Regions from separate parts of the Mus musculus genome. Here region 2 is linked to region 1. The links are chromatin loops, found by intact Hi-C in ENCODE. Cell type or tissue: left cerebral cortex. All regions are shown on one strand. Each heading gives the region's core, and the rest is flanking DNA. Links, peaks and the distances in the headings are about the cores only.

Region 1 (16,299 bases), core at 5,295-10,294:
TTTAATTGCTGTGGTTCCACTAACTTTTCTTTCCCTCTTTTAAATTGTCTTCATCTTTTCTACCTTGTCGCCTAACTGAAAAGCCACTCTTCTCTTGCTCACCTGATTTGGGATGTATCAAGTTTCCTGCAAAATTTATTTTAGCATTTTGATTTCTTGATAAAGGCGTAGGTCCTCAGAATTCACGTGCCACTGGACTTTAATAGAACTTAGAGTCCCCACTGTTATAAAGCCCTTCCATTGTGGCTTAGCGGCGGGGGGTGGGGGTGTGGGGGTGGGGGGGGGTGGGGGGGGTGTTGATACACCAACAGAAGGGGCGTGGCCAAGCTTGGGAACAGCAGTGACAAAGCCTCAGTACCCACTTTTTACCTCTCATAACTCTATGCACAAAGTGTGAGTCAAAAGACCCTCTTACCCTTTGGAAGCCATGCCGGACAAAGGGGATGTGTGTGATGGGTTACAGTATTCTCCATCCTCAGCAATACCCCAACCAAGAGACACTAGCCCCAGTATACTCTCTCTCCTTTGTGGGGAGCAGGGGCTGTTTTCCTAAGACTGGGTAATAGTAGTCTAGCTGGCCTTGCATTCCAGATCTTTCTACCTCCACTTCTTGAATGCTGGGATTACAGGCATGTGCTACCACATTCAACCCCCTAGTATAGTTTCAAACTGCAAGGTGCTTTTACTAAACTCTTCCCATTTTCAGGAAGTTTCTTAGCTAAAAAAATAAAAAAGAAAAAGAAAAGGAAAAGAAAGAAAAATTAAGTAAAAACATTTTTACTATTTCCATGGGGGTGGGGAAATGTGTGTTTTTAAAAAAGAGGAAGTTCAGTTGCCCCTTTAGTCTTTAGAAAAGTCAACAGTATATCCTCTGAGGCCACATGGGAGGAAAGGCCTCCTTTGACCAGATCCATGGCTTCTTAAAGTTCTCAAGGCATGAGGGAGCTACCCCATTGATGCAAGACTAGGAAATACTAGATAAGCCATCCTGAAACAATCCTTTCCCCACTTTGGGGTCAAAAAGCTCAAGAATAAGAATACTTTTAATATTGTTTATTTTAAAATTTACAGTGAAAGTATTTCTCAAAATAGCTAAAAAAAAAATCAATGTATATATGTGTAGACAGTGGGTCAAAGGTGAGTTTCCATAATTATCCTATACAAAGGCGTCATTTCCCCTCCTTGTTTGGTAAAAATAAGACATAACACTGAGATTAGTTAAAAAACCTGAAGTTGTCGTGACAACTCTAGACATACAGGCTTTTTTTAGTCTCAGAAAAACAAAACCAAAAAAACACCCAGTAATCAAATGGGAAATGAGGTGAATGCAGGTGTTAGGAAAACGGAAATTGCTAAAGTGGAGGAGTGACCAGTAATGGCTGAACTGGCTGGATGGCCTCAGCCCGAGAGCAATCTGTGTCTGCACTCCCTTCTTAGGCAGGTAGGTGCTTTAGCTTACAGAATACCTGACATTCATTTCACTTGATCCTAACGTTAACTCATGGAAATCAGCTATTTCACAAATGGAGGAGCAACAGTGGAGGAAAGCCGAAAGGTTTGGCTGGGGCTCACCACCCAGGTGTCACTAGCCTTGTCCAACGGAACAAACTCCAAGCTCTTGCCCGCTCCTAAAAGTTGGTGTTTCTGGTTTATCTGACAAAATGCTTATAATTGCTCGAATGTAATTCATTCACACACAGAGAATGTTTAGCGACCATCCCTTGGTTCTTCCCAATCAATATATTTGTTGCCCAAGTCTTACCGTCCGGGCAGCAGCTTTGCGATCTCTGCCCATCTGTTCCCCAGACGCTTGTGTGCCTGGTAAATGATTCTGTCCTCCTCTTCTGTCCAGGAGGTTTTCTTAACTTCTGGATTCAAATGGTTGTGCCACCTCTCCCGACACTGCTTTCCAATTCTCCCTTTTAAGTGCTTGGCAATAACAGACCAACGCTTCGGACCATATTTCTGGACAAGCTCTATGACCTTCAGATGAACAGAAAAATAATCTGTGTTTTAATGTTACGGAAAGAGTCAGCGTCATCAAGCCTCAATGTTACAAGATCTTCAGATCTTGAAATAATCTGCTTTCATCCACTGGACATGCAGGAGCCAGCCCTTTACTTCCTGTTTGAAGATTTAAATTGCTTCCTTGGGGTGAGAAACCTGTTTTAGCAATATTCTTAACTGCAAGTCACACATCTATGGGGACAGAACTTACTCTCTGATCTTCTTCTTTGGTCCAGGGACCTTTGATGAGTTCAGGGTTCAGCACTTTCTGCCACCGGTGTTGGCACTGCACATCTGTCCGGTTCTAGACAAAGTACACAGCGTTGGGATGATAAGGCGTGAAGAACACATGAAGGCTTTGTTCAATAGGGATCACATGTGGATGATACATAGTGAAAACATCTAAGAACATTTAGAAGCCTGTACAGAGAGCCCACCTATCCATCCCACACTGCTCACGGACTAGAGAATGTATCCAAGTTGCATCTAAGATTGGAGCCTGAAGGTAATGGTCTGCCATGTGCATAGAAGGAACATCACAGTACACACATAGATGCCAACGTGACTTATCGTTAACCTCAGTCTGTGGTTTGTACCTCTGTGGCTGAAGATGCGTTAGTGATCCCACATGGCCACGCCTCAATAAAAATCCATCCTAAGGAACTGAAGTGCCTCCCATTCAACCTCTCTGTGTGTTCAGGACCACAGACACTTGTATTAGACTGAATGAAAACAATAAAACTTTCTCACTTTCTTAGACATAATCTTAGAAGAAGAAAGATGGACATGTAACTGATTACACCAAAGGCTGACTTTATCTGTAAGATGAGACCTAAGCCACGTGCTGTTGGGGTGAGGAGAAAAGGACTCTTAAAGAAGAGGTTCTGCTTCCTTCAGAGGCATTCGAGAGCTCATGATCCGGCCTTTGGAGGGTGCTCAGTACTTTTAACTGGAGAAGCAAGAGAGAACATGCTGGGGGTGGGGGGTGGGGGTGAAATCAGCAGGAAGAAAAGCCCAGAGGAGAAAAAGCAGAAATGAACACAGCCAAACCTGCTTGTGGGGAGGAAGCAGGAAACAGAGCGGGTAGAGGAGGGAGAGGGCAGTGGGACTGTAAGTTGAGACCAGATAGGAGAGAAACTGGATGCCAGGTCAAGGTAGCCCACTTGCCATGTGAGAACCTATGTCACCACTGCTGGGGGTTTGTTTGCTTATTTGTTGATTTTATTGGTGCAGGAGACCAAACCTAGGGACTCAGACACCCTAGGCAAGCAGAGTAGTTAGGAGTAGTTGCCGTTTAGGAGGCTCCCTCAGCTAGCAGTGTTTGGAACTGGTGGTAAGCTCAAAGAATACACGTGGTGAAGCCAAGATGGTGAAGCCAAGAAGGAAGCCACTATGATAGAGAGGGCAGGGCAGCTGCCCTGTGACCAGACCATAGGAAAGAAGTGGAAGAGAAGGACTGTAAAGAAATTCTGCGCTCCCGACTCATCATTGAGATGGACCTGGGAGGCTATAAGACAAAAGACGCTCTAGATTTTTAAACCCACACACCAAAAATGTGGCTGTTGATGAGAATAGGAGAATTTAGAAGCTAACTTGGAGGGAATACCAAGTTTAAAATTTTATCCTGGAACAACCCATCAGAATGTTAACTTACACTATCAGGGTATTTTAAAACAAAACAAGAAGCAATTGTTGAAAAAAAAAATCAAAATCTCTGGATAGTAACTCTAGAAACCTCAATTATATGTTGTGTAGTCAGATATAAAAATTACGGATGGCTCTCTTCCTCTTAACTCTATATGAGCAAATACATAGTATTTTAGTAAACTATCCAATAATTTCTTAAATCCAGATGAGATTTTTCCATTCGAAAGAGAGAAAGGGAGGGAGGGAGGGAGGGAGGGAGGGAGGGAGGGAGGGAGGGAGGGAGGAAGGAAGGAAGGAAGGAAGGAAGGAAGGAAGGAAGGAAGGAAGGAAGGAGAAAGAGTGAGTATCTAACTTACGGGCAGATAATTGGCAATGACTTTCCAGTCGTCTGTTCCGTTCTGTTCCACCAGCTTCTTCAGCTTCTCATCCTAAGGTGTGTAAAGACAATCCTAGGCATCACTTGTTTACTGAACAGCTCTGTCTAAGTTTAATGAAAAAAGGAACCAACCTCATGATCGGGGGTGGGGGGGAGCTTTCAAAACCACTCAAATAAAGCCAATATTAATGTAATATACTGGTCTGGGCATACATTTACTCACAGGCACACTAAAGCTTTTACTTTGACACAGCTGTTGAGTAGTTATATAAACAGATTTCTATTGTCATCTATAAGATAGGAATGGTAGTATCAACATTGTTATCTGGAGATTACACAATACCATTATGTAAAGCAGTGAAGCCGGGCATGTGTTAGTGTTTAATAGATGGTAACTGTTAACACTCTTACTAAATGGGGGAAAATGAATTCCAACGTTAAACTTAGTCACCGTTCAACCCTGAGAAAGATAAGACCATGGATGAGACAGCTTCCCATTGGTTCAACCTTCTCCATATGCAAAGAAGAAGATATTTGACACATTTGACTTGAAGGTGTACTTCATGCAGTAAAGCCATTAAGGATCTGCATCAATATGTTCAGAGTTTATGGATGAGAACACAGAAGACACTAGCTAGACATTCCCAAGCTGGCTCCATCAGCACATACGCTCATCTACATGCTAGCTCATGCACACCTTTGTAAACACAGTCTTCATAGGTTTCTGCATTCACACATAATGACAAAACAGACAGAGTCTGGGAATCCATGGTTAACAACAGAAGTTCACACTCCAAGGGAGCATCCACGGGCCTGAGCAGGACAGACAGACAGAACGTGCATTCCCTAAGTGCCTCCCTGGGAGTGCTTCCACCTGTTCTCAGGAGCTTTGATTTTAGCATGCAATCAAGGTCACAGTTCAGTAGAGAAGGAAGAAACCTTTCTTCATACTTTGATGATTTTTGCTCTAGAAAGAAGTGGGCATATCTTCTCCTATTACTGGATCTCTTCAGAATAATCTTTCACATACATAGGTCATGTGACTATCATGTGTAACGAATGTTCACTGAGCATATTACAACACAATAAATTCTACGGCTACTTTAGCTTAGAAAATAGCAAAGCATCACTTTAGCCAGAGAACATTCATTACTATCCTACATTTTAGCAAGTAATTTTGAGTTTGAGGAACACAAAGATGAAGAGATACTTTAGTCCTAACCCTCAAGGAATTGGCAGTGTGTTGGGAAAGACAAATATGTAACAACACCAATAAAGCCAAGCATGTGCCCAGGGGGGTTGGGACCACGGGAGGGTGCATCCAGCCTTAAAGATGGTGGCCAGTAACAGTTTCACAGAAAAGGCAATGTGTAGGGAATGGTGAGGTTCCAGAATGAGAACCAGACAGGCAAAGTGGAAAGGAAAAAGGAGAAAGCATTTAAGGAACAATAAACAGGTTGGGAACAGAAAGCAGAATAAACACTGGGAGAGAAGAACACGAGCATTCTGTACAGCATGCCAAGATAACCTCTTCAAGAGTCTTCAGAAGGGCACATGTAGCTTAGCCGAGATTTCAGTTTTCACCAATCACAGACTCTACAGAGTTTCCCTACGTTTTGATAAAATGACTAGTTACCTCTTCCCTTGTCCACCTAGTTTTCCCCAAGTGACGCTTTCCAGATTTGGGCAGCAGCCCATCGTAGTCATGGTCACACATCTCAATGTCTTCATCATCTTCATCGCTACTGTAGATGCTGCAGAAATAAGAATGGACACACATGGGCCAAAGGCAGAGGATCTAAACTATTGGATTATGAAACTCAGACAGAAACGCTTCAGCAAGCTTGTTAAAAGTCTACAGAAACAAAACCTTGCACAGTTGCGCAATGAGGTTTTCTGCATTCTGGTGCTGTAGTGTTTGTAAACTGGTTTTGCTGTTACTAGTATCCACAGAGACACCAAGAGCCCTGGCATTTTTCTATTGCTCTGCATGTTTGAACCTGTTACTGTTAGATCAGTGACAAGTTACACATCTGGCAAACTCCCAACCAATTGATGCTTGAGTTTAAAAGTCAATGTTAAGGACAATGAGAAGAACAAGAGCCCATGTCCTTGCTATAAATACACACTCCAACTCTGGCATATAGCAAATAGCAAATCATTTAAATAGTTTCTGAACACAACAGACCAATCAAGTGTGTCTCAAGAGTACTGGTAGTCTGATAAAATAAAAAAACCAAGACAGAATACATTCCAAAGTATAGTTGTGATCACCTCTTAAAGACCATGGCACTAGGGGAAAAAAAAATCAGGAAGATTTTCAAGACCTGGTAAAGGAGACATCCCTCAAACTGTTTTGTGATTAACATAAATTGCAAATCATTCAAACGCCGCCCGCCCGTGTCTACTCTACCTAAGCTGTGCTTGTGTTTACAGTGCTGTCTCCTGAGTAACTAAGCACATGGCCAGGGCACTGGCTATTCAGACTCCTACTTACTCTTGTTTTCTCTGTCTCTGAGTGCATGGAGTCTAAAATACCTTACAATGTATCTAATTAAAAACCAAGGGGTTCCCCCAGATGAAATCTACAGGTTAAAAAAAAAAAGACTGTTTTCAAAACAGCCTTTTCTTTTACCGGGTTGAGTAACAGTGTGAATTTTGATGGCAGCTGAAGGAACTCCAAACTCATCAATCATATACAGAACAGAGTAATTCTGCAGTTTAGTTTTTGTTATCACTCTATAAGACTTAAAATGTGAAGAATTTTACACTTAACAACTCCACTTAACAAACTCACTGTTGTAAAACTGAAAAACCTATCGAACCAGCAAGATGATATAAGACAACATCATAATGAAAATTATTTTTAAAAGGCAAACTTACATTCATAATAGGATTTGTCTTTCCAGACGAACTCACTAAATGTATATTTCTAGCCCCCTAAAAGTTAAGCCAAAGTGTTTACCAAACATTGGGATTTTCATCATCTAAAATATTATTCTGAGCCTCAAACTGATGGCTCAGGCTTCATGGTGACAGGATGTGATCTAACGTTAAAATAACACCACCAAAAAGAAAAAAAAATCCCAGGAAACTTTATTCATGATCTGCAATATATTTTTCCACTTAGTGTAAATCCTTTCAACCAAAAGCAGTTTTATTTCCAACAGTAAACAGGAGGCGGCAAATAACTTCTGTGCAGTAATAATTACGATTTTCTCCTTAATATAAAACATGGTGTTGTGAAGGGAAAAAGAGTTATGAGGCCGGAACTGCAAACCAGCCTCTTTGGGTGACAATTCCCTTTTGTTAAGGAACTTGGAAAGCTCTCAGGATGAAACATCCCTTTGTGAAGTATCAGGGATACCAAGAAAGCCAACGGGACCTGAGAGTGGAGCCACCGATTTAACTCTCATTAGATTCGCCTGTTAGGCTTGTCCAGATCTGGAGGTGTCACTTTCAGCATTGTGGACATTTTCCAAGCAAATTTTCCTCTGGTCAAAACTTAATCTAAAAACAAGCATCACCCTCAGTCGCCCACAGGGGGCAGTCAATAGTCAGGTGAGGGAGAACTGGGATCACACAGGACCAGGGGGTCTAGGAGCAAAGTTCTAACAGCCCTAGTTGTCCACGCACCTAGTCGTTTGATTTGGACAAACCCCCCTCCCTCTCGTGGATCCCATCTTACACACTAGGGAGGGGATTCTATGTTTAAGGTACTTTCCAGAGGCATGCCTCTACTGTCTTCTGTGCCTCTTAAAAAGCAAGCCCTGGGCAGATGTGCAAAGCCAAAGTCTTGGGGTGAAATGTGGCGTGTGACTCTTGCAGATCTTGAAAGGCTGTGAGAGGGAGCTGGGCGAGTCCAGGATTCTGTCAGCTTTGACAAGGGGCTTGCCTCTGAGCTCTGCATGCCATTTCCTTGCTCTAAAATGACCTGGTCGCCTCGGTAGCATGATTAATTTCGACAAAGGACCCGAAATAACTTTTCCTTTATCTGCTCCGACAAGATCTCAGACCCAACAGTCAAAGGACTTTCAAAGGCTGATTTCAAGCTAGATGCTCTCGACTGCTCCACCTGCGAGAGCCGGTGTGGTTACAAGAGTACAACTATGAATGTTACATTCTATCAAGGAAACAAACCGTGCAAAGAAACGAAAAAGAACACTGGGGGGTTGGGAAGAGGGAGGGGGACCGGAGGAAGTGCCTGTGGCCGCTACGTGATTCTAGAAAAGGGGTTCAGAGTCATTTCGCTGACCTGGTTAATAATCCCTGCCGAGTTGACGCTAGCCCTGCAAGAAACGGCTCCGAGCCCGCAGCCGGGTTTCTCTTCCCCCTGAGTCAAGTTCAAGGCTCCCGCCCCTCCCTGCCGCCTCCGCTCCGGGCTACCTGCGAGCCCCAGGGAACCTGCGCGGCCACGCCCCGACTGAACCTTGGGGCGGCCAGCTTGGGCCGCACCTCCTGGGAGCACCCCTTCCTAACTCCCTCCTCCTGCTGCAGGTTTCAGCTTTCTGCAGAACAGGTGACCTGGGTGCGGGCGGTTTAGGTCCCAAAAGCGAAAGGCGAAACCTCTTAAAGGGTGGCACTTAGGCTGGCGCGGCAGGCCCGGGGCCAGGCACTGGGAGCCAAGATTCAAGGTCTCCCCAATTCACCCCCTTCTTGTTCCGATGCCCAGCGGTTGCCGCTCCCCGCCTGGCCCATCCCGAGGGTGCGCGGCAGGGCCCACGCCCACGCTCCTGCAACTTCCCAGAGCCCGCGCCCTGCATGGCCAGGTCCTGATGGCTCCCCCCCCCCCCCAAAAAAAAAGAAAGAAAGAAAGAAAGAAAGAAAGAAAGAAAGAAAGAAAGAAAGGAAAGAAAGAGAGAGAACAGATTGTTTAGCGAAAATCAAACCACGAGTGGAAAGGCGGGCGCGGATAGACTGTGTCTCCGCGGACTCCCCCCCCCCCCCCCGAATCTTCCTTAGGGTCGGTCGGTCGGTGGCTTTGCCAGAGGCGGGCCACCAAAAGCAGCTGGAGCAGAGTGCTGGGAGCAGCGGCGACCTCAGCTGCTTCCACGTGTGCGCGGCCCAGGAGAAGAGCGGCGACATCGCCCGGGGTGCACTGCAGCTGCCTTGGGTGCCGCCTGCCTCCAGCACTTTGCGCCGAGTGGCGACCGCCACCGAGCTAAGCCCCGCATCTGTTGCTCTCTGGGAGCCCCGGCGTGTCCTCGGGAAACCCCGAGTCGGGCCGGACTTGAGCGCCAGCAACTGACAGTTCCGAGAGGATCCCTCTTCCCGAAGGTGGGGCCAAAATGGAAAGAGAGTGCACGCATCATCTCGGCCGGTGCGGTGACATGTGCGACGCGGGCGCGTGCAGTGTTTGCAAAAGCTTCTTCCATAACAAGTACAAGAATCTTCAAACGGCTGGGTTTAAAACAATCTGCAAACCCATTTTGTCCCCCTAAAATCTTTGCAGCTGCCTGCCTGTCAGCTGACACCTCTCTCGCCTCCATAATGAATGAATGAAATTTAAATGAACTACCTGCAGCTACTAAACAACCCGGCCTTTCCCTATATCTGCCATATGCTCTTCAAGTGCAAACACACCTCAATGCATGCAGCAATTAGGCTGCGACTCCCTCGCCGACACTCGGGGCATCAAGCCAAACACCTGGTGGGCTCCTCGGGTCTGATGGAACCGTTCAGTCCTCGGCTGAAGAGTGCCGAGCCCCCCCCCCACCCCACCCCCCAAAGAGAAACGAATCCCCGAGCAACTTGCAAAAAGAAAAAGAAAAAAGAAAGAAAAAGGGAAATAAAATAAAAAAGAGCCTCAGGGCATGCTTCCCACTATACCCGTGCGCTTCTCGCAGAGTTTTCCATTCATCCTTCTCCCGAGTGTCTTCTGCCACTGGCTGACAGCCCCGCAAACCAACAGGGAAGGCATTCCCACCTGCTCCGGGATGCCTGGATCCCCGCGCGCCCTAGCCCGAGGCCGCCCTCTCAGCCTCCCCATTACCTGTGTCGGGGTCTCCGGGCCATGGCGAGGCGGGCCGGGGCTCCGCCAAGAGCCCCGGGGACCGCACCGGTTGCCGCCTCCCGCTGCCCTCCGCCTTGCCTGCGTCCTCCCCCGGCTGCGCAGCGGCGCTCCGCACCGCCGGGGCGAAGTTTCTCCGGAGAAAGGGGAGGAGAAGGAGGTCACCGAGGAGGAGGAGGAGAAGGAGGAGAAGGAGGAGGAGGAAACAGGTTGATATTAAAGTGTAACTCTGTAAACAGATGCCATCAAACAAAGAGGTTTGGACACTCCCCCTCCCGCCAAATCTGGCGCCCCTGCAGTGCGCACGCGCCCTGCCCGCCGCCTCCGCGGTCGCCCGAGCTGCAGCCCGCCTGGCCGCCGCTCCCATTCGCCTCTCGCGCCGCGGAGCTGCTCCTGGCGCGCAGCGCGGCCGGGACGGCGGGCGGGCGGGGAGCCCGGGCTGGGGAGGGGCGGCCGGGGCCGCGGTGGCGCCTTTTCCTGCGCAAACCCCGCTCCGTGGCCGGGTGGCGCCGGCTCACACCGGGTCCCGCTGTTACCGCTTTCGGGGCTACGCGGTCGCTCCTCTCCGTAGGCTCCGGGGCTCCCGAGCCCGAATCAGCAGCGCTTCCATTCAAGGGCACCTCGATGGGGTTGGGTGACACACTTCTGCCTTCAGGGTTTCAACTGCGCCCCGACTTCAACACACCCGGGAGCAGAGAGTGTGAGGGATGATCGGTTGAATAGAGTGAGCGTACTTCCCCAACCCCCAACGATTTTTGACTAGGTCCAGTTTTTCATGTTTTAATTTTAAAGGGACATCTTTAATTCACTGGTAAGCGACAAAGGATACTTAAATACAGTCAGCCCTGTGGCTACAGCCTTTGACAGATCGAGCCCCGGGCTCATTTTTCAATCTCCTCCCAGATCCTGCAGCCCACACACCACCGGCTTTTTGTCATAAGCCCTTCCTCCCTCACTTAGACACACGCCGGGCCCACCCACCCTAGGAGGTGCCTACCACGCACTTCTGCCTCTGCAGAGTGCGCTCGGGTCCTGGGTCCTGCGTCAAACACTTGCTGGACAAACCTACTGGATCCCAAACAAACAACCCCTAGCAGTTCTCAGGAACTTGTGCACTCCTGATTCATTTTTTTTTTAAACCAAACCCATACCACTGGTTCTCAACCTGTGGGTCCCGACCCACTTGGGATTGCTCGACTGTTATCTTGTACGTTTGATATATATCTGATCTCTACATTATGATTCATAAGTAGCAAGATTACAGTTATAAAATACTGATGAAAATAATTTTATGTTTGGGGCCACCACATGAGAAACTTGTATTAAAGGGTCGCAGCTGAGACCCTTTAAAGGAAGGCTGAGAACCATTGAGCTAAACAGTAAGGACCCTGTTGGGTGTAATTTGAAGAGTTTACCAGCCACAAGTCAGCGAAGGTATCCCTGTAACTTTAACTACAGGTTCCCAAAGGAGCGATGTGCAAAGTGCTGAATTTATAAGGATTGGTGATTGGGGGATTTCAGGGGACTTTCAGTGTTACTTCTGTTTATAAATCAGTACCCTTGGGGATTTTTCTTTTCATTCTCAATACACACCAATTTATTTTGCCTTTAATCTTTTAGGAGTTCAAGACTTGTGCTGACTGGGTGTGTGAGTGTCCCAAGTGCTTTAGGGGTTCAAACATAGCTCAGAAAGCTTTTTTTTTCTTACTAAAAAAGCATGTTCTTACTGAAATGAGTCATAATTTTATTAAATTGTTGAAGCAAGCTGAGTTTCAAGACTTTATCTGGTGTTTGAAACGATGCTTCTTAAAATTAGCTATATCGTTTAATCTTTATGAAGACATTTCAGAGCATGCTCCTAAGGGTTTACAACAGTTTCTTTAAAATAAGAAGAAAGCAGAAAGTTACTGTGACACACTGCTGCATGGTTACAAGTCTCTTGCAACTTAATACACATTTGAAGCCAATACTTATGTGTAGAGTCTGTAATGAACTTTCTGTGCACTAACAATAAGTACTTACCAAGTCTATGACAAACATCTAGGAAGGACTCACCTCTCAAGGGACAGCAGTCTGTCTGGGTGTTACTCTGTGCATCTAAATGGAAGGGTTTCCATTCCTGAGCCTCTTGAATCCTTGCTAAGATGATTGATCTCACAGCCTCCTTCACAGAGTTCTGAAGAGGTACAGTTATGTTTTATGATTCTTAAAAAAGAAAAGGAAGAACTTTTAAGTAGAAAAACACTTATCATTTCTTTAGTGGTTTTGTACATTGGTATGTACATGGCTTGGGAATTCATAATATTCTTATTTCTCCAAGTTATTTTGCTATACAGTCTTATATTCCCCCCTCGTATGTGTCAAAGTAATAAGTGTGGAGGACAGACATAATCTAATTTAAAAAAAAAAGTACAGCCCAGTCATTTTACTATCATTTGTGGTCTATTGCTAGCTTAAGCTACGGAAGAAAATAATTGTGTCACTATCAAAATTTCTGTCTGGGTGAAAACATATTTCTAAAGATATTTCAGAATGCATATTGTAGCTGTGTTCATACATTTCTCCTTCCACTCATAAGTTTGGCAAATGCATCTTAGATGACAACTCTATGTTTTATGTCACTCTCAGATTTTTGTTTGTTTGTTTTTCAAGACAGAGTTTCTCTGTGTAGCCCTGGCTGTCCTGGAACTCGCTCTGTAGACCAGGCTGGCCTGGAACTCAGAAATCCGCCTGCCTCTGCCTCCCGAGTGCTGGGATTAAAGGTGTGAGCCACCACTGCCCGGCTCACTCTCAGTTTTTATTTACTTATGTTTATAATTTCCTAAGTCAGGTATTTTCTCTGTGGCAGGATGCAATAGATGCAACTTTGGGTTGTAATGCACTGCACAGGGAAGAGAATGCTTCTGTAAAGGACGAGATCTTAAAAAGAAGTGTTTTATGGTTTGATGGCTATACTGTATATTTCTCCCTTATTCTGCTGTCTCCTCTTTCTCTCTAAGCTCTAATAATGTGCAACAAACAAAAACCTTAAACAAACAAACAAACAAACAAACACCCTGAATGTTTGCTGTCCACCTGCAGGCCATGCTGATCCGAAGTCCTGAATGTGCGTCAGAATCACCGAATCCACCCAGGAGAAATTCACGGCTTCCACTGCAGTGGGTTTGGGATGATACCAGATAATTCACATTTTTAACAAGTGTCCAATGCTGTCCCTGGGAGAAATCTCGGGACCACTTATGATGATCTTGGCTGTTTCCACAGGCTCATTTCTTCTTTGTTGGATTTCTTCCAGAGCCTTCCATGTTTCCTGGGCCCAGTGGTCCTGCTATCCACAGCTCAAAGTTATTGTCTTCATAGTAAAGTTAGTGTCAGCGACCAAGAAGGCTGCAACAACCTGTTTGCCTTCCCACCATGGTGAACTTCAGCTTCTTATCTGAAACACAGAGGAAAAGGAGTCTCTGGTCCCCTGCAAGCTGTTGTGCTTTTCCCTCACACGGGCAGGTCTCAGAATCGGTTTTACTTTCCTCTTGACACTGGAGGAAGGCTAAAGGAAGAAATGCCCAGAAAAGACCCGAGTCCCTGGTGCTTTGCTTCCGATCTTTAATAACTCCAATCAGCATCTCAAAGACGCACGTTATCAATGTTAGTTATAGCCCTGGGTTCAGGGGTTCCATGTCTCTACCACCCACATTTCCCACCCCCTCAACCCAATTTGGCTCACAGCATTAAAAGAGAAATAATTACAGTAAATACCAAATGGTTAAAGTACAGACAATTCTTGGTCCTGTCAGTTAATGAAGAACAGCTGTGGCATATATAATTGAAATCCATAGGTTTGAGATAAACCTCATGTTGATTCCCAGCAAACCTTTTAATCTTAACAATGAAGGGGGCCCAACGGTAGCAAGGTATGGAACCTCCAGAGATGGTGGTGGTCAAGCGCATTGTTATCCTTCAATTACAGAAATAGACACATCGTGGTTGTCCCTCCTGTCTCAGTGGACTGACTGTTCTCCTTCGGACCAGCTAACTGGCCTCTTTCAGGCTCCTTCCACTGAGATCTATCTGACAAATGTGTTAAATCAATATTCCAAATGCACTGTTCTAATAATATAGCTTGTCCATTCAGAACACACACACACACACACACACACACACACAGAGTCACAAGGGAGGGAGGGAGGAAAAGAGGGAGGGGGAGGAAGAGAGAGAGAGGAAGAGAGGGAGTCTTTGGGGTTCTCAGTCAAGCTAACTGGACAACTCCATGCTCTGTAAGCTTGGAGCCTGCCCTGTGGTTCATGATTAAATTCTTCTGTCTAAATCACTCTCCCTTCTTCTGGCTCCTAGAAAGACTCAAATCTTTGATTCAAGACTCCTTTCAAGCATTAATAATAAAAAAAAAAATATGTGCGGCCGGGCAGTGATGGCGACACCTTTAATCCCAGCACTTGGGAGGCAGAGGCAGGTGAATTTCTGAGTTTGAGGCCAGCCTGGTCTACAGAGTGAGTTCCAGGACAGCCAGGGCTATACAGAGAAACCCTGTCTCGAAAAACGAAACAAAACAAACAAACAAAAACAAAAAACACAAACAATAAAAAATGTGTATTGCTTGTTATGGGACATATAAATCAATGGAATTAGAGAATGTGGCATACATAGAGCCTTTAAGAGTTGGAAGCTCACTGAATTGGACACTGGACATCAAGAGAAATGGCGACATTAGAAGAGACTTGTGTGCTTGGAGTGTCAAAGAGGGAAGCATTTTAGATTTCAGTCTGTGGAGTTTGCGGTTTGTCCAGCAGGCAGGAGAGACTCAAGGGCTGTGCTGGAGAGGACGAACCAGGACAGAGCTGTGCTTGAGCTCTGTCTCAGCAGGGAGCTGTCAGAAGCAATCACTTAAGAAGGTAAATTGTAAGTCTGGAGTGCATCTCCATGAAAGCTGCTTGTCCAGCATGTGGCAGGCCCTAGGCAGAAGCCTACACAGAAAGAAATCAGCTAAAGATCTTAGAAGTAAACTTATGTTAAAATAACACTCAACACCGCCCCCCATCTGCAAGTTTGTTACATTTTCTTCTGATACATTTCTATGATGGCAATACTACATAGCATGTTGTCTCTTTCTCATGTTGTATTTAGCATACTGTCTTAGCTTGAAGTTGACTATGGCTTACTCACACTGCAGGAGGTAATAGCACACTCTACAGGTAGGGCTGCTTCCTGTGGAAAAGCGATCATTTGTTAAATAAGCCCTTCACTCAGGAATGCTGGTTCTAGGAGAAACAGTTAAACACATTAAATTGACTTTTAAAGAGAAAGAGCTACACATAGGAACAACAACATGAAGGCAAACGGCACTTGGGGCTTAGTGAATAACAGAAGTCAGAAGCTTCCTGTGTCACGTTCAACCTATGTAAAGGCAGAGTGGAATTTCTCGGGTTTTATATTCTATGCCTTCAGGCTTGGAGGATGTAGTTGTGTGGAGTTAAATGAGAACGGTCCCCCATAGACTCCTATATTTGAGTACTTGGCCTCTAGTTAGTGTTACTATTTGTGGAGACTTAGAAGTGGCCTGCTGGAAGCTCGCCCCCAGCTTTGCCTTACTCCCAGTGTGCTCCCTCCATCTGTATCTGCATTGAGGGCCTTGCCTTCCTCGCAGTTGCTCTGCCCATTTGTGCCCGCAGTTGAGGGTGGGATTTCTCAGGCTTCTAGCTCAAGCCGCCATGCCTGTTGTTTGCTACCACATTTTCCCACCATGATGGAGTCTTATCACTCTGGAGGTGGAAGTCAATTCCTCTTCCATAAGTCACTTTTGGTCATGCTGTCCTATCTCTGTATCAGCAAGCTGACAAGTTATACAATAGTGAAAGTGTCTCTAGTCTTTCCCATTCTCCCTGTGAAATACACAGGCCTTTCTCGAACCATTGTGTACCTGACCGTGTCCCCATACCTCCTATCACTGATAGACACATGTAGAGTATGTACTCAACAGTACACTCTGTGCCAGCCATGAACTTTTGAAGAGAAAGAAGCAAGCCTTTTGTTATATGATTCACGCACATACACACATGCACATGTACACATATGCATACATACATGCACACACACATGTTATCATACACATGCACAAACGCATGCATACACACATGCACATGCACACACAGACACATGTGCATGCACACACATACATGCACACCCACAGACACATGCACATGCATACACACATGTGCATGTGAACACATACATGTGCACACACACA
Region 2 (16,299 bases), core at 5,234-10,233, 140 kb after region 1:
AAACCAGTAGCATTAAGGACCATGAGAGAAATTCCAGGGAGGATAAAAATATCACTAGCTTTTACAGGTGCTTGGCAACCATAGTAAAGATGAATGGATTTTAGTTACTGTGTAATTACAAGTCCTAAAATAATCTATAATGAGCAATAAAAGACTTGAAGAATGTAGGCCAGTGTGTGAGTGTGTGTGTGTGTGTGTGTGTGTGTGTGTGTTGTATGTGCATATGTGTGTCTGGGTGTCTGAATGCAGGTGTAGGTGCATGTGAGTGTCTGTTCACACTGGGACGTCAGAGGCTGGACTTGGGTGTCTTTTTCAATTGCTTTCCACTTTCCGTCTGAGAAAGGGGCTCTCAAGGAATCTGGAGCTTACCAGTTTAGTTATTCCCGCTGGCCAGGCTGCTCCAAGGGTCCTCTTTCCCCAATTTCCCAGTGCTAGGATTACAGATACCTGGTCACACCAGACTTAATGTAGGTGCTGGGCATTCGAACCCAGGTCTCCCTGGCTGCACAGCAAATACTTCACAGCCTTAGGCTATATCCCTAGGTCCAAGACTCAGGACATTTTATAGTTTGTAGTGCAGGCTAAACATTCCTACATGTTTAATTATAAATCTCTAGAGCTCTTGGGATCTGGCATGTCTAATATCATAATTACTAACTATCACCCTTCCCATTTCCTTTCCAATGATAAAAATCAACTCCATTTCACTGCAGTAATTACAGAGAACAGAAATCACTGTAATTCATGAAAAAGCATAAGGGTATTTAAGTACCTGCCAAGAGTAGGATTGTTTCAGCCCTAATAAAGTCATTTTAGTTTAAATCCCATGGACCAATACTGTTCACCTCAGAGTAGAAAAAAAGAACTAGAAAAAAGACTATAATATGAATAGGCTGTTAAGTGACTTAAAGTTTATTTGTATATCCAAAATTGTATGCTATGGGTCATAAGCAAAATATCTAAAATAAACTACATACTTGAAATAGAGAAAAACTGCTCTCTGCTTCTCCCTGTTCCAGAGATAGCCTCATCTTCTTGTGCAGGGCCAGCCTCGGCCTGTAGAAAAGATGGTGAAGGTCGGTGTGAACAGATTTCACTGTATTGGGTGCCTGGTTACTAGGACTGCCTTCTGCTCTGTATAAGCAAAGTGGAGACTGCTGCCATCAACGACCCCTTCATTGACCTCAACTACATGGTCTACATGTTCCAGTCTGACTCCACCCATGGCAAATTCAACGGCACAGTCAAGGCCGAGAATGGGAAGCTTGTCATCAATGGGAAGCCCATCACCATCTTCCAGGAGCAAGACCCCACTAACATCAAATGGGGTGAGGCCGGTGCTGAGTATGTCGTGGAGTCTACTGGTGTCTTCACCACCATGGAAAAGGTTGGGGCCCACTTGAATGGTGGGGCCAAAAGGGTCATCATCTCTGCCCCTTCTGCTGATGGCCCCATGTTTGTGATGGGTGTGAACCATGAGAAATATGACAACTCACTCAAGATTTTCATCAATGCATCCCGCACCACCAACTGCTTAGCCCCCCTGGCCAAGGTCATCCATGACAACTTTGGCATTGTGAAAGGGCTCATGACCACGGTCCATGTCATCACTGCCACTCAGAAGACTGTGGATGGCCCCTCTGGAAAGCTGTGGTGTGAATGCCGTGGGGCTTCCCAGAACATCATCCCTGCATCCACTGGTGCTGTCAAGGGTGTGGGCAAGGTCATCCCAGAGCTGAACAGGAAGCTCACTAGCATGGCCTTCCATGTTCCTACCCCCTAATGTATCCATTGTGGATCTGACATGCCATCTGGAGAAACCTGCCAAGTATGATGACATCAAGAAGGTGGTGAAGCAGGCATCTGAGGGCCCACTGAAGGGCATCCTGGGCTACACTGAGGACCAGGTTGTCACCTCCAACTTCAACAGCAACTCCCACTCTTCCCACTCTTTGATGCTGGGGCTGGCATTGCTCTCAATGACAACTTTGTCAAGCTCATTTCCTGGTATGACAATGAATATGGCTACAGCATCAGGGTGGTGGACCTCATGGCCTACATGGCCTCCAAGGAGCAAGAAACCCTGGACCACCCACCCCAGCAAGGATACTGAGAGCAAGAGAGAGGCCCTCGGTTGCTGAGGAGTCCCTATCTCAGCTTGGCCCCCAACACTGAGCATCTCCCTCACAATTTCCACCCCAGGCCCCCATAATAACAGGAGGGGCTAGGGAGCCCTCCCTACTCTCTTGAATACCATCAATAGAGTTCACTGCATCTCCCCAACACAAAAAGAATTAAAGAAAAAACATATGTATGTATATTCATAGGACAGGAAAACTTTACTTAGGATTTTTTTCTTTTTTCTTTTTTTTTAGTTTTTACACTTTACAATTATGTACTTAGCTTATGCATAACTTATGTATGCATACAAGGTTCATAAACCTTAGGTGTCTGGCATAATACAGTTTACAGACCTGGGAGACCTTTTAACTCACTCCTATCAATGTATAGAACATGTCAGAATGCAATATAACTCTACGTTCATGTATTTATTACTGAGACCATGATTGCCGTGTAGCCCCGGTTTGCCTCCACCTTGTAATCCTCCTGCTTGAGCCTGTGAGGGCTGGGGTTACAAGGGTGTGGCCATACTCGGCTTCACCGAGCTCTGTTTCGTCCTTTCTCCCCAACCTTATTAACATTTATCTCAAATATCTCCAATATTCTGATTTCTGTCGAGATAGATCAGCTTGGTTTGTTCTACAAGGCTCTGCAGGGATCCAGCGCCTGGGTCCTTGTTCATGATGTGTTTCTGAGACTTGTTCAGGGTTGCCCTGTTTGTATATGTATAGGGTCTAGGTAGATGATGTAACTCATCCAGTCCCATTCTTTGTTCTGAATATCTTGGTTATTTCAGGAATTTTACATCTAAATTATACCTTTGAGGGTGTGTGCGTGTATGTGTGTGTATGTCTCTGTGTGGTGTGCATGTATGTGTGAGTGTTTGTTTGTGTGTGTATGTGTGTGTTTATGTGTGTGTACATATATCTGTGTGATATACATGCCTGTATATATTTGTGTGTATGTATGTGTTTCTCTGTGTGGTGTGCATGTTTGTGTGAGTGTGTGTGTGTGTGTATGTATAGGCTGAGGCTGAGATCTATGTCGTGTGTATTCTTTAGTGACTTTCTGTCTTAGTTTTTGTGACAGGGTCTCTCAGTGGGGTTGGAGCTTGCCTGCTGAGCTGGCTGACCAGTGAGCTCTGAGGATTACCTCCCCTGCCCCCACTCTTTGTCGTCTCAGTTCGGAGAGTACAGCTGCACACTGCAGTTGCTGTCTGAATTTTTATGTGTGTTCTGGGGATCCCAATACTTTACTTATTGGGTCATTTTCCCAGCCCCCGAAATTACATTTAAATTGCAAGATTTAAGTTGCAGAATCTGATTGTTAACCTGGGAATGAAGCTTAATGGGAGAGTGTACCTACCTAAAATGTTCAAGACCCTGTTTTCCTTCCCCAATGCAGAAATGAACAAACATGTTCAGAATGTGATTCATGATTTCCATCTCAATAAACAGCCATTTTTCAAAATGGCCTGTGCTCTAAATCTTTACCACACACAACACTCAAATGAAAATATACAATAACCCTAAATGTGAAGCCAGAAACTGTGAACCACAGACCTGGAGAAAATGTGACTTTTGTTCTGGTGAAGATTTCTTAGATGGAAAATCAATAGCACAATCCATGGAACCCCAAAAACGAGTAAATGCGAATTGATCAAAACAAAAAAAATATTTAAAAAGACATCATTAAAAGAATAAAAATGGTTGAGGATGCTGGGGGGGGGGTACAGTGGTTGCCTAGCAACCTCAAGACCCCCCCCCCCCAAGTATCAAGAAGAAATGCAACAATGAGTCACACACTGGGAGAGATATTGTTAAATTGTACATCTGGGTTATACAGAGGAATTGTATTATGAATGTCAAAAATGTTCTCCAGACTCAGAGATAAGAAAACAAACACCTCATTATAAGGCAAAAGAGTCAAACAGACACTTTGTTGAAGAGCTCATCAGAAAATCAAGCTTATCTTCAAACGGTGAGAAGCTATGGAAGGCCGATGCAGCTCCGTCACTCAGGGTTGTGTAAAATCGTCCAGCCACTTTTGGAAACTGTTGGGTACTTTCTGTTCTCTTCCGTTTACAGTGCTAGGCGCGTAGCTGTGCTTTTTGTATGTGAGGCAAGTGTTCAACCATTGGACTCTATCCTTCCCACTGCCACTCTTTTCCCAGAAGGTAAATGATAATCACCTCGTTTAACCATTCTGTGGTCGAGTATTTACTCAGGGAAGATAGATGTTATTTTCATGCAAATATTTGTTATGAATACTCATAGCGTCTTATTTGTCGTAGTCAACACTGGAAACAACTAAAGTGGGTTTCAATAGACTAATGGAAGACACACAAATTGTGATTTCTCTATGCTTTCATTACTGGGGCATCCCTCACAAGAGAGCAATGGCCATGGGTTGCTAAAGGGCACAGAGATAAACCACTGTGGAGACAGTTTAAAGGAATAGCGTCTGCTTTGGTGCACTCAAGCAACCACTTAAATAGGGCGTGGGGGTGGGGCTGGGGCTGTGTCCTGTGATTGGTTGGCACATTACCCTTGACTGGATAGTAAACACTCATACCACCAGGGTCTCTCTGCAGAAGATGCACACAGAGGTGAAACGGAGAGTGCAGACTCTTCACAGGACAGACACCAGCTATTCACGCTTCCTGAGAATCCAGTGTTCTGACTTTAGGTGTGTGGTGTGCCGTGCTTCTCAGAAGTGCAGTACTCCAAGGAGGCTGGCTGTCCGGTCATGCCGGCACTTCCTCCTACACTTCTACACAGTGGAATTCTTTCTGAAAGAAAAAGGAATAAGCTGTTGATTCAAGGACCGACCTCTGTGGCTGAATGTCAAAACAGTTGAGTAAATGAAGATATAAAAAAGAACACGTACTGTCAGGTTTCTTCTACATGAAGGTCTTAAAAATACGAATGGAGTTTTAGTGACAGAAGCTGATCTGCTGTTGCCAAAGGCCTTGTTAGGGAGCCGTGGGAGCAGAAGGATCCCATGACATTTTCATATTTTTATATTCTGTATAGAAATGCTTGAGAGTCTACATATGTTGTCTTGATTGGGGTTGGAGGTTTCACTGGCATTTACATATGGGCAAACATTCCAGATTATAGACCTAAAATATGTCCTGTTTATGGTTTTCAAAGTTACTCAGTACCACTATCAACAGGAAGCTTTCAAGTTTTATCTTTTGCTGTGTGTCTTAGGGTTTTATTGCTGCAGCAAAACACCGGGACCAAGAAGCAAGTTGGGGGAAAAGGGTTTATTCAGCTTACACTTCCACATTGCTGATCATCACCAAAAGAGAGCTAGGACTGGAACTCATACAGGGTATGAACCTAGAGGCAGGAGCTGATGCAGAGGCCATGGAGGGATGCTGCTTACTGGATTGCTTCCCCTGGCTTGCTCAGCTTGCTTTCTTATAGAACCCAGGACCACCAGCCCAGGGATGGCACCACCCACAGTGGGCTAGACTCTCACCTGCTTAATACTTAACACTGCCTTACAGCTGGATCTCATGGACATATTTCTTCAACTGAGACTCCTTTCTCTCTAGATTGTGTCAAGTAGATACAAAACCAGCCAGTACAGTGTGTTAAAAGACTCTGACCAAAAAAAACCCACAAAAACAAAAACCAAAACCAAAAAAACAACTATGGGAGGAAAGGGTTTATTTGGCTTACACTTCCAAGGTTGTTTGTTTGTTGGTTTTTGTTTTTGTTTTGTTTTGTTTTAAGATTTATTTATTTAATGTATATGGGTACACTGTCACTGTCTTCAGACACACCAGAAGAGGGCATAAGATCCCATTAGAGATGGTAGTGAGCCACCATGTGGTTGCTGGGAATTGAACTCAGGACCTCCGGAAGAACAGTCAGTGCTCTTAACTCATCAGTCGTCTCACCAGCCCCACACTTTCAAGTTACAATCCATCACTGAGGGACATCAAGGTAGAAACTGAAGCAGAGACTGAAGCAGGAACTACAGGTGCAACTGCTTACAGGCCCGCTCTTCTGCTCATGCTTGGCTTGCTTTCTCTTACAGCCCAGGCCCCACTACTAAGGAGGTTGCCCTGTAGAGCAGACTGGAAACTCTTTGCATCAATCAATCAAGACATTGCCTCACAGGACAATTCTGATGAGGCAATTTCCAGGTGACTCTGAGTTATGTCACCTTGCCAGGGAAACTAACAAGTGTAAATAATATACCATTTTCAGGAATCAATACAGAACAGACTGGTCCACACACCCAAGTTATGTGTCATGTCTGAGGCAGGATTGTTTTCTTATTCACCCTACTAGTTATGTGGTCGGTTTATAACTCATTTACTTCAATAGCCGCATCAGTGACTTGTAATTAACAGCATTCACGTTTACAGTGGGATAGAAGCTGACCCTGGTTTTTAAGTTTTATGTACGTGACGTTGAGACAGGGTCTCAACAGTGCTGGTTGGCCTGGAACTCCCTGTGTAGCCAAGGATGACCTTGAATTCCTGGTCCTCCTGTCCCTGTCTACAGAGTACCAAGATTAAAGGAATTGAGCCACCAGGTCCAGCACATTTAGTACTCTTTAGCACTTAATGTCCTGTGCTAAGTCCTCTTACATGGGCAAATATTATTTATGAATTTGATAATGTATAAGATAATATCTTCACTTACAAAGAAATAGGCTGCAATGTGGAAATTATTTAAAGGTATAAAATAAAACACTTAAAAATCATAAAATTAGCATCTACTTTTTTTTTTTTTTGTCTATAAAGTTTTGCCTTGGAGCCATATGAAACATTGTGAGTTAAGAACACCATTGGGTAGTCAGTCAGAACTCAAATCTGAGCCCTTTACAAATATGGATTTAATTTGTGTTATCCTCATTGTTGTGGATTAGAAAAGCTGAGTAAGGTGGTGTTAGACATTCGCCTTTGATTCCAGGTCTTGGCATTGAAAGCACAAGCTACAATAAAATGGTTTGTTCAGTGTGATAATAAGGTTGATGTTTTTTACACAGCATTATTAGCCTTATGTTGTATGAAACAAGGATGTTTAATAACAGGTTATAGATTTATGTGTTATTATTACATCATAAGCACCCAAGGCTAGTTCTGTGTCTGAAAAGCTGTACTAAACACCCTTAGCAAGTTCACATATTTATGTATTCAATCAATGTCTAAGGCTTCCTTCTTAATTAATTCGTGCTAATGAAATATTTTACAAAGCTAAGGTCAGACAGTTGTTTACCAGAGCTGTTAATGAATTTAATATGGAGCCCATACCTGAAGCCATGAGTTACATGCGAAGCATATTGACCCAGTGTGGCTACATTTCAAAGCTAAAATTACTCATTCAAAAAGTTCCCTCTACAGCTTGGACTAATTATTATGCCAAATTTACACGTTTATTGATTGCCTATAGTGTTTACTAAGGCTTAAAAGCTGAAACAAAGTCCTTGTTTTTACTGAGCGAAATAGGCAGCTTTTCAGATGATCAAAAACCAAAGTTGGGAAATAATCCTGAAAACCGGTGTAGGTGAAGGATCCCGCTCAACAACCCTCTGGTTGCTTCATTTCTGGCCTTGAAGTCCACGTCAGTCAATTCGCTTGTGGGCGGGACCTCGCCCCCCCCCCCCCCCCGCCAGTTCGCGAGCGCGCACGCGTTCCCGGGAGGCCCGCAGTGACCCCGAGAGCTTGCCGTCGCCAAGTGCGCAGGTATGACGTCGCGCATGCGCGGACGCTCGGCGCAGAGGCCTGGCGGAAGACAAGATGGCGCGGCAGAGGTGTTCCGCCCGCGGTCTGCGCCTCGTCGGTTTCTGAGCCGAGTTTTTCTGGAAGGGACGGCGGCAGGCGCCGTCTGTGCGCGATGGCCCGGCATCGGAACGTCCGGGGATATAACTACGATGAAGGTGGGTGGTAAGGCCGCGCCGGCCGTGACCTTAGCTCTTCCAGCTGTCTCCATGGCCGCTTTACATCTCCCTGGAATCGAGCATGGACCCCGGAGCCACGCTCGCAATGGGATCTTCGGCGGAGAGGGAGCGGGCGGAGAGCGAGCAGGACCTGAGAGGAACACCCGGGGAGGAAGCCGGCGTGTTGTCTGCCTCCTAGCTGAGCTAGTTCACCGACCGGGCAGGGGTGTAGCATCTCCAGGGCCCATAGGTGTGGCGAGGTCGGGATCCGATGCTGTTCGTATCCAAGCGTCACCTCTTCTTTCCCTGTTTCCTGCGGGGATCCCGCAATGAGTTCCTGACGTCTGTCTCATAAGCCCTCCTTCAGACAAGCCCACGAGGCCGTAGTTAGAAAAGAGGCTGGCTTAGCGCTTACCTGCGGCCGGCCTACTACAAACGTCAGATTTATTTCGTTGTCCCCGTGTCCCTGCGTTTTTGACTGCTCCATTTTTTTCCAACGGATTTCAAAACTGGGGACGTGAGAAACAGAAAAGATTCTTGTTTAAAAGGGCTCAAGAAATTGGGTCGATTTGCTGATGTTCAGGTGTATAAATTCAGTTATTGGCAAACAGTGCTTAATGTAGATTGATTTTAAAAAGGAAATGGAAAAATAACACCAGCGGGGAGGTCATGAAAAAGGGACTCGCAGTTTGTTGGCATTGAGTGGATGATAATAAGCATCATTTAGCATCACAGAAGCTAAAAATAAACACAAATGTAAAGTGATGCAAGAATCCTAAAGACCTGCTGCTTTTTAAAATGGAGAAGATGCAATGTTTACGCAGGCGGTTGTTATTAACACCCCCTTTGGGGGGATTGTGAGCTTCAGTGTCCTCAACAGGTTTGACCAACCAACAACCTGGGCTGCATCTGGAGACTTTGACCCAGTCTGCCTGGAATATCTTACTTGGCAGGCATTCACTGTAAGAATACATAGTGTCTGTATAAAAGGCCTGGTGGACCACTACCACTAAGAAATGACTTTAGTCTGGAAGAGATTGTGTAGCTGTGAAATAAGGGACATTTATTACCAATATATTTCCTCAGCCAGTGATAATTGACTATTTAAGGGTACTGCTTAACACATGAGGACTGTTTACAGTAACAGCTGGTTAAAGCATGAGAGATTCCACAGTGTGATGACAGTAATATAGAAACGATGCAAAAGAGAGGGTCTAAATTAGAAGGGAAGGGCTGGGATTTCTGTGTAGCCTCTGAGTGCCGAATACCTTCTTACCTTGGCTACCTGAGGTCAGGTTTGATTCCTTTGTAACAATCAGTGACATCATAAGCAAGCGTAGCCTGTCTTGGGATGTTCCTCCCTTCCTGTTCATAAAAGTTCATTTTCCATTTTCTTCTTCCCAGTTAGGCTTCCTTTTGGGCTTTCAGTAATTAAAACTTCACAAAAGTATTCTAATTTCATTAGAGTTAGTCTGTGGACAAAAAACCTGTTGGCTCCTCTGTGTAACACCTGCGTTACTTTACCGTTTAATTCCAAGTACTTTTCAGGACTGCCTCTATCTATAGGTTTTTGTTTTGAGACAGTTTCATGTAGCCCCTGTTGGACTTGTCATCGCGGTATAGCCAAGGGTGATGAACATAATCTTTCTGCCTCTGATTCTGTCTCCCAAGTACCAGATGATGGGCTGGCAGGCCTGGTTTATACAGTGCTGTTGGAACCTAGGACTGTGCATAAAGGGAGAGCAGCCGAGCTATGTTTGCAGACTCTCTCCCATAGTTTAACAGCCTTTAATTGTATGTCTGCTTCAGGCGTGGTGGGATACCTTACGTGTAGTAAATCCCTCCAATGTTTTGTTGAAGAAGTGAAGCACTTTAGGAAGACCACGGGAAGAGTTCTCTTCATATTTGTATATTGTCATGCTTGAGGTTCACCGAACTAGCAAAAGTGATTTATAATATCTAAAGATGTATGTTTTGGGGTTATGAGTGAAATTTAAATTTGGGATTACATTCTGATTTAATTTAATCTTACATGTTTTTATCCAGTTAAAGCAGTCACACAAATTTTCTTTGCCACAGCCCTTGGTCTTGGCCTTTAAGCATGTTGTTCCTGCTGCCTGCATGCCCTAGAAAACTGGCTACCTCTGTCCGTTAGAGTTGGTTTGGATGTTCTCTTCCTGGGGAAGTTCTCATTTTGCTCATGTGTGTTCCCATATGCTCCGTATTTCATGATGCCTAATCTTCGTGGAGTCTGTGATCACCCTTTTCTGGTTTGTGAGATTTTTGGCATTAAGAGAACTGGGAGTGTGTGCTCTTCTCTTAAGTACTGAAGTGTCTCCATAGTAGCCTCTGCTATAAATTTATATATGTTCCTTGCAGTTTTAAAGTCCTTTGATTTGTTAACCTATAAACACATTAAGTTAGTGGTCCGTGTATGCCAGGGACTTAAAAACGTTTGCCAGGAAGGAGCTGTGATTTCTCGTGCTTTGAAACACATCTTGTACTTGGAAGAAAAGAAATGAGAGGCAGCTGTTGGAAGGTAAAGGTGGTGGGGAAGACTTCTGGGAGCTTGCTTACCTAGAGAAAGAACAACCTTAGGAAAAGCTCAACAAAACATATTCTTTGAGGCCAGTTAGCAGTCACCAAAGTTAGCCATCCTCGATCCCCACAAACAATGTCTGTATGGTTGCTTGTATACCCTGTGCTTACCACTTCTGTAAAGATGTGTGGTTAGATGGAAGGAGGAATGTGAGAAAATTAAATAGAGCCCAATTAACTTAAAAGCAAAAGACATATGTATGTTTTTAAAGTATAGATTGTCAATAACATAGATTGTTAATGAATAACTTTTTTGTGGGAAAAGTTCTTAGAATTTGTAGAAAAGTAGACATTTCAACCCCCTTGAAAATTGATATGTTAACTTGCTTTGTAGCTAGTCCAGGTGTTTCCTCACGGATATAAAAGGCTGATTGTCTTGTAAAGTCCTGTGTTTGTCTTGTAGATTTTGAAGATGATGATCTGTATGGGCAGTCTGTGGAGGATGACTACTGTATCTCACCATCAACAGGTACGTTGTTCAGCAAGGGATTTCTGTGACTTAGCTGTCTAAACATTCAAGTAAGCATGATTGTCATCCTGGACCAGAATGTTCATGAGACTATAATATGTAATGTTGAAAAAGATGCTTATGTGTGTGTATGTCTTTATACACACATGTTAACACTTAAAATAGATTATTTGAAAACCAAAAATAGGCCAGGGTGGCCTTGAACTCCTGGTGGTCCTCCAGCTTTGGTCATATTTGGATGGATTTGTAAGTAAATATGCCCCCACCGAGTTCACCTACAAGAGTTTCTTTCTTTACCCATGAATAATTTTTGTTTTCTCTCTCTCTCTCTCTCTCTCTCTCTCTCTCTCTCTCTGTGTGTGTGTGTGTGTGTGTGTGTGTGTGTGCGCGCGCGCGCGCGCGCGCAAGTGTGTCTTGTTTGTCTTTGTTTAGGTGCATGCTGCTTCTGCACGTGCATAGAGTGCAGAGAGACCTCAGGTGCCTTGTCCCATTCTCCCCTTAGTTCTTTATGTCAGGATTTCTCACTGAACTGTGGGGCTAGGCTGGTGACCAGCAACTCAGAGACCCTGTGTCTCTGCCACCCAAAGCACTGTGGTTACAGACACACACATGACTACACCTGATTGATGGTATTAGGGATTGAATTCAGGCCCTCATGCTTGTGCAGTAAGAGCTGAGACGTTTCAAGGAAACATTCAGCAGCTTAAGAAAAGCTTTGGTGCCTTTTTTTTTCTAATATTCTCTGTAACGTGTAGTTAATATAAATTCACTAAAATACTTGATCATTGGTGAAGTTCTTAAAGCTCTGAAGGTAGGTAGTAATAAATTTTATATCAGGAATATTTTGAATATTAGACTGGCATTTGGGAACCATTTAATTAGGAAAAGAATAGTAGTATTTAGACAGATTAAGGAGGCTTACAAGGGTTGGTCTTCTAGATATGTTGGCATATGCCTTTAATCCCAGGACTCAGAAGTCTGAAGCAGGCTAATCTCTGTGAGTTTGAGGCCAGCCTCGTGTATAGTGTATATAGCAAGTCAGGCCAGCCAGAGCTACAGAAACCCTGTCTCAAACTATATATAAGTGCGCATGCACACTTGCGAATGAGCGTGTGTGCGTGTGCGTGTGTGGTGTGCGTGTGTGTGTGTTGAGATCTTCAGGGCTTGTTGAATATAGTTTGTATGAAGTAGAGTGGATTGTTCATACAGCAGAGTTTGCTCACAAATAGTGCAAATTCAAAGTTTCTCTCTAGATAGGCAGCGTTTACCTAGTGTGCTAACAGCACAAAAGCTATTCTTTCAGAAGTTGTTGCTCTGAGAGTTAGACGTGTGGCCTGGCTTACATGGTGGTTGATCACAGACTTCCGTGTGTCTCACATTCCTGACACCCTAGCTCTGTGTTACTGTTGAACTTTGTGAAAGTCTGTTGACATCACCACACAGGAGGTAGTTAAATGCTTTTGCTTGATAAAAAACTTACTTTTCACAAAAACATGTAAATTTGAATTTTTTATTTTCTAGAACATTTTCAGGGTACTTAGTAGGCATGCTTGTTGCTTAGTAGGCATGCTGCGAGAGATCCAGGTTGTGATCACCATCATCACCCTGACAGCAGTGACAGCGCTACCACCAAAGCAGGCTAGAAAAGAAAAATGTGTGGTGTAGCAATCTCATCAGACTGGAACCTAGCCTGTGCTGGCTTGCACTTCACATGCATGCATCACAGGTAACCTACAGTCTGGGTTCCCTGCTGCAGCCTCCCTGATGTCGGGAACACTGGCCTGTGTGCCCTGGCATGACCTGACAAGTGAGTTGGGACTAGTTCTGTTTCTTGGAGCAGTAGCCTCCCGTGGCAGAACAGCAGGATTATTCCCTGGCCTTGTTGGCTGCTCTGTGACAGTCCCTCTGTTGTGGTTTCATCTTCACACACCAGGATCAGGATCACTGTCCGCATAACCTGCAGAAGAGTTCTTCTTTGGGGATTAGTGAACACATGATGTCTTGAGAAGCTCAGGGAATAACAATCTCCATTCTTTTATTTATTCAGGAGGCGAACATACTCGACTCATGGTCTAATGAAGCCTGTAATTGAGTTGCTTTACCAATTAATAGAAACTTCTAAACTTTAGCCATGGATGCATGTATTTTTTTATTTCTTGATAGAAGTTGGGCAGTAGTCCTTGATATATTTGTTCTGAACCTGTCTGCCCTATTTTTTCTTTTTACTGTAAAGCAGCTGTGTCAGGTCCTGTTCAGATAGTGTGCAGCTGTAGTCTGATGGGTAGGGAAGAATCCTGACTTGAGTCTGAGCACGCTGACGGGAAGGGTGAGTAAGCTGCTATGTTAGGGAGGATGTAGGTAGAGTGATGGCCACTGAGTGACATTGGTTTTGGGAGCCTTACAGAATTCATACAAGTCACAGCATGAAAGGACAGGTGGGACATGGGAACCAGTTGTGAAAGGTCTTTGTCAATTGTGTGTGTGTCAGTAGGGAGAGGTTGTATAGACTAAACTCGCTGTCCTGGAACTCACTGTGTAGACCAGGCTGGCCTTGAACTTACAGAGTTGTGCTCTCCTCTGCCCCTCAGAAGCTGGCATTAGCTGTGCCACTCCCAGCAGGACAGGCAGTGTTTCTTAAGCTTCCCCTGTGGGGGTGAAGCAGCAGAGAGGAGTTGTTCAGTGCAGGTTTCTTTTGATTTGTCCTAGTTGCCTTTCCTTGTTTTGGTTTGGGACGTAGGGAACCTCCCCAGAAACAGAAGCTTCTAGCAGATGGCGCAGGTGCTGATAGGCTCTAACTTCCGCTTTGCAGTCGCTAGTGAAACTTGTTGAGGAAAGCGTCTGATTGTTACCTCAGTCAGCACTGGCTGCTCGCAGGTTTCGTGGGTGGCAGTGGAGAATGTGCACAGTTAACACTGAGCTAAGCAAAAAACAGTTGATGAAAGCCTGGAAAACAACTGTGAATCTCTAGGTAGCAAACAGAATAAATCTAAAATGCCAGGATTTCAAAGCTCTACTTTACACATCACTAGAAATAAAAGACTGTCAATGTAAGTGTTACCTGATGGTTATAAGACTTAGCTCTGGTCTGTGATTTAAACTGTGGAAAATGTATTCTTAGAGAATCTGTGTGTTTCTTCAGTGTTCTCCTGTAATGCTAATTTTATCTTGCAGAATGTAGGGAAGAATATGCATATATGTAAATAACATGTGCATTGTTGAAATACTTTGTGGTGTTAGGACATGTCTTTTAACCTGTAGATCACTAACAAAACCAATAACCATCTTAATGAAAGTACTTGCACATTTGGAGACATAGATTAGCTCTCTAGTAAAGAACATGGGCTCAGGACTTTTTCCTTAAAAAGGCAAAAGCTTGATTTAAAGAGGTGTAAGGATTGTGACTGATGTTGCAAAGGCAGCATTGTATTAATATTACACTCATATTAAACATTCCTGGAACAAGGCTGTAGCTAAACTGAGGAAGAATGTGTTGGTCACAGTGTATCTACAGGTGCAGTAGAGATCAGACTTGCAAAGAACACTGAAGTGTTGGTGGCCTTGTCTAGGCTAAAGCATCTTTCCTGTGGCACCCCCTTCACGCCCTTCTTTACTACAGATGCTTTTAGTTCTCTGTCTCCTTGTGTGGATTGACTTCTTGTCAATCTTCAAGTTTTCTATGTTCTTTATTGTAACTGCTCAGTCTCCAGGGATTGATCTCTTTCTCCAGTACTGTTAAATATGTTACTCATTTGGATTTTAAAACATGACAGTACAATTTTTTTTTGTCTTCCTTGCTAATCTATATATGGTCATTGACTTGTGGCCTTCTGATTTCTGAATATAAATATTACACATGGGCTGTAACTTCATATTTTCTGCATTATCTGTAAGTTTTGGAGGTAGTTTCTCCTTCAGCATTTATACCTCCCTGGAGCCATGCACAGAAGTCCAGTGTAGGAATTGCGTTCATTGGGCTTAGTATGTTCTTAGGGAAAGTGGAATACTGTAAAGGCCCTGCTTTGCAGTGCTGCCTTTGTGTTTCTGTCCTTAACAAATATATGCCTAAGCCAGTGGCGGTGTGTGTGTGTGTGTGTGTGTGTGTGTGTGTGTGTGTGTGTAAGTGACTGACTGGTTTACTGTGCCATTGTATGATTGAAAAATGAGTTGCTCAAAATGTAAGGTCTGTTGAGTGCTGGAGAGCCGATGGCTCAGCGGTTAAGCACACTGCTGTGGGGGCCATACATCACCTCAGTTTCAGAGGGTCCAGTGCCTCTTCTGTGTGGTGCACAGATGCATACTGGAGCACCATATTCATATACACATTAGATAAATAGATTAAAATGCATGCATACACGTATACATACTTAATTTAATGCTTATGCTTTCAGGATCTTTTTGGATTCTGTCAAAATTAGTGTTTCTTAGATAATAAATTTAGTCTAGTGTTTGCTTCTCTATGAAAATACACTTGGGGTGCTTTCCTAAGTAAATGAGTTTGATGTGTGCTTCAGGATCTTAGTACCAAGAATATAAAGGAGCATAATTGTGGGCAAGGATGAAACTAGATGCATGGAATGGTCTTGGAAAGTAGGGGAAAGAACAACAGTGAGAAAGTAGTAAATCCTTAGGCTTAGGACTTAGGTAGAACTTGGGTGGATTTATATCATCCTGGGACATTGCTAAGTCATCATTCTTGTCAGACATGGAAAACTGGCTGTGAATGGTGAGGAGATCTGTGTGTGGATTTATGCATGTCAGTCTATGTGCATGTTCCTGTGTGTGTGTGTGTGATGCACGCATGTGAGTATGCAGATGCCTGCTGCCTATGTATGAGCATACAGAGGCCAGAGTAGACCAGCCTGATAGTTTCCTCTGTTGCTCTGTTTTAGTGCCTTCAGACATGCTTTCTCAGTGAGCTGGACACTTGCTGTTTAGGCGAGGCTAGCTGGCCAGCTCGCTGTTGGGTTTTGTCTCTTTCGGCAGCACAGGGGATACAAGCACGTGCCGCCCTGCTGGTTTTTTCTGTGGGTGTTGGGTAGTCACCGCTTACCGTTGCTTGCAGAACAAGCACTCTAAGCCCTAAGCCAGCCTCTGAACTCCCGGATTTTTAATTTTTAGCTTTTTTGTCTTTAGTACTGAGAGTCATACCTAGGGCCTCCCATGTACTAGGGAAGCAGTTTACCAGTGGGCTCTAGCCGTTTCTCCTT

Evidence for each region. Hi-C counts contacts between places; a loop is a spot of excess contacts. Peaks named below come from ENCODE experiments on the same cell type or tissue, not always from the same donor. Only the 100,000 strongest peaks of a DNase experiment are listed, where the experiment ranks them.
Region 2: a loop joins it to region 1, with 2.6 times the contacts of the local background. A loop is called at or near these places in 6 of 42 quality-filtered maps.

Annotation. Positions count from the first base shown.
Region 1 is chr10:21,150,674-21,166,972 of GRCm38, forward strand. It overlaps Myb (myeloblastosis oncogene), which reads right to left and starts at 10,311. Exons shown (of 16, transcript NM_001198914.1): 1 at 10,023-10,311; 2 at 5,667-5,784; 3 at 4,011-4,082; 4 at 2,219-2,311; 5 at 1,763-1,983. The coding sequence starts at 10,045. In left cerebral cortex, for the core only: a CTCF peak has its summit at 7,565; DNase peaks (open chromatin) are centred at 7,591, 8,311, 9,226, 9,331 and 2 more places; H3K4me3 peaks cover 2,386 bases.
Region 2 is chr10:21,288,152-21,304,450 of GRCm38, forward strand. It overlaps Hbs1l (Hbs1-like (S. cerevisiae)), which reads left to right and starts at 7,828. Exons shown (of 18, transcript NM_019702.2): 1 at 7,828-8,025; 2 at 11,027-11,092. The coding sequence starts at 7,983. It also overlaps the pseudogene Gm2467. In left cerebral cortex, for the core only: no CTCF peak of the experiment used is centred there; DNase peaks (open chromatin) are centred at 7,828 and 8,340; H3K4me3 peaks cover 1,952 bases; H3K27ac peaks cover 890 bases.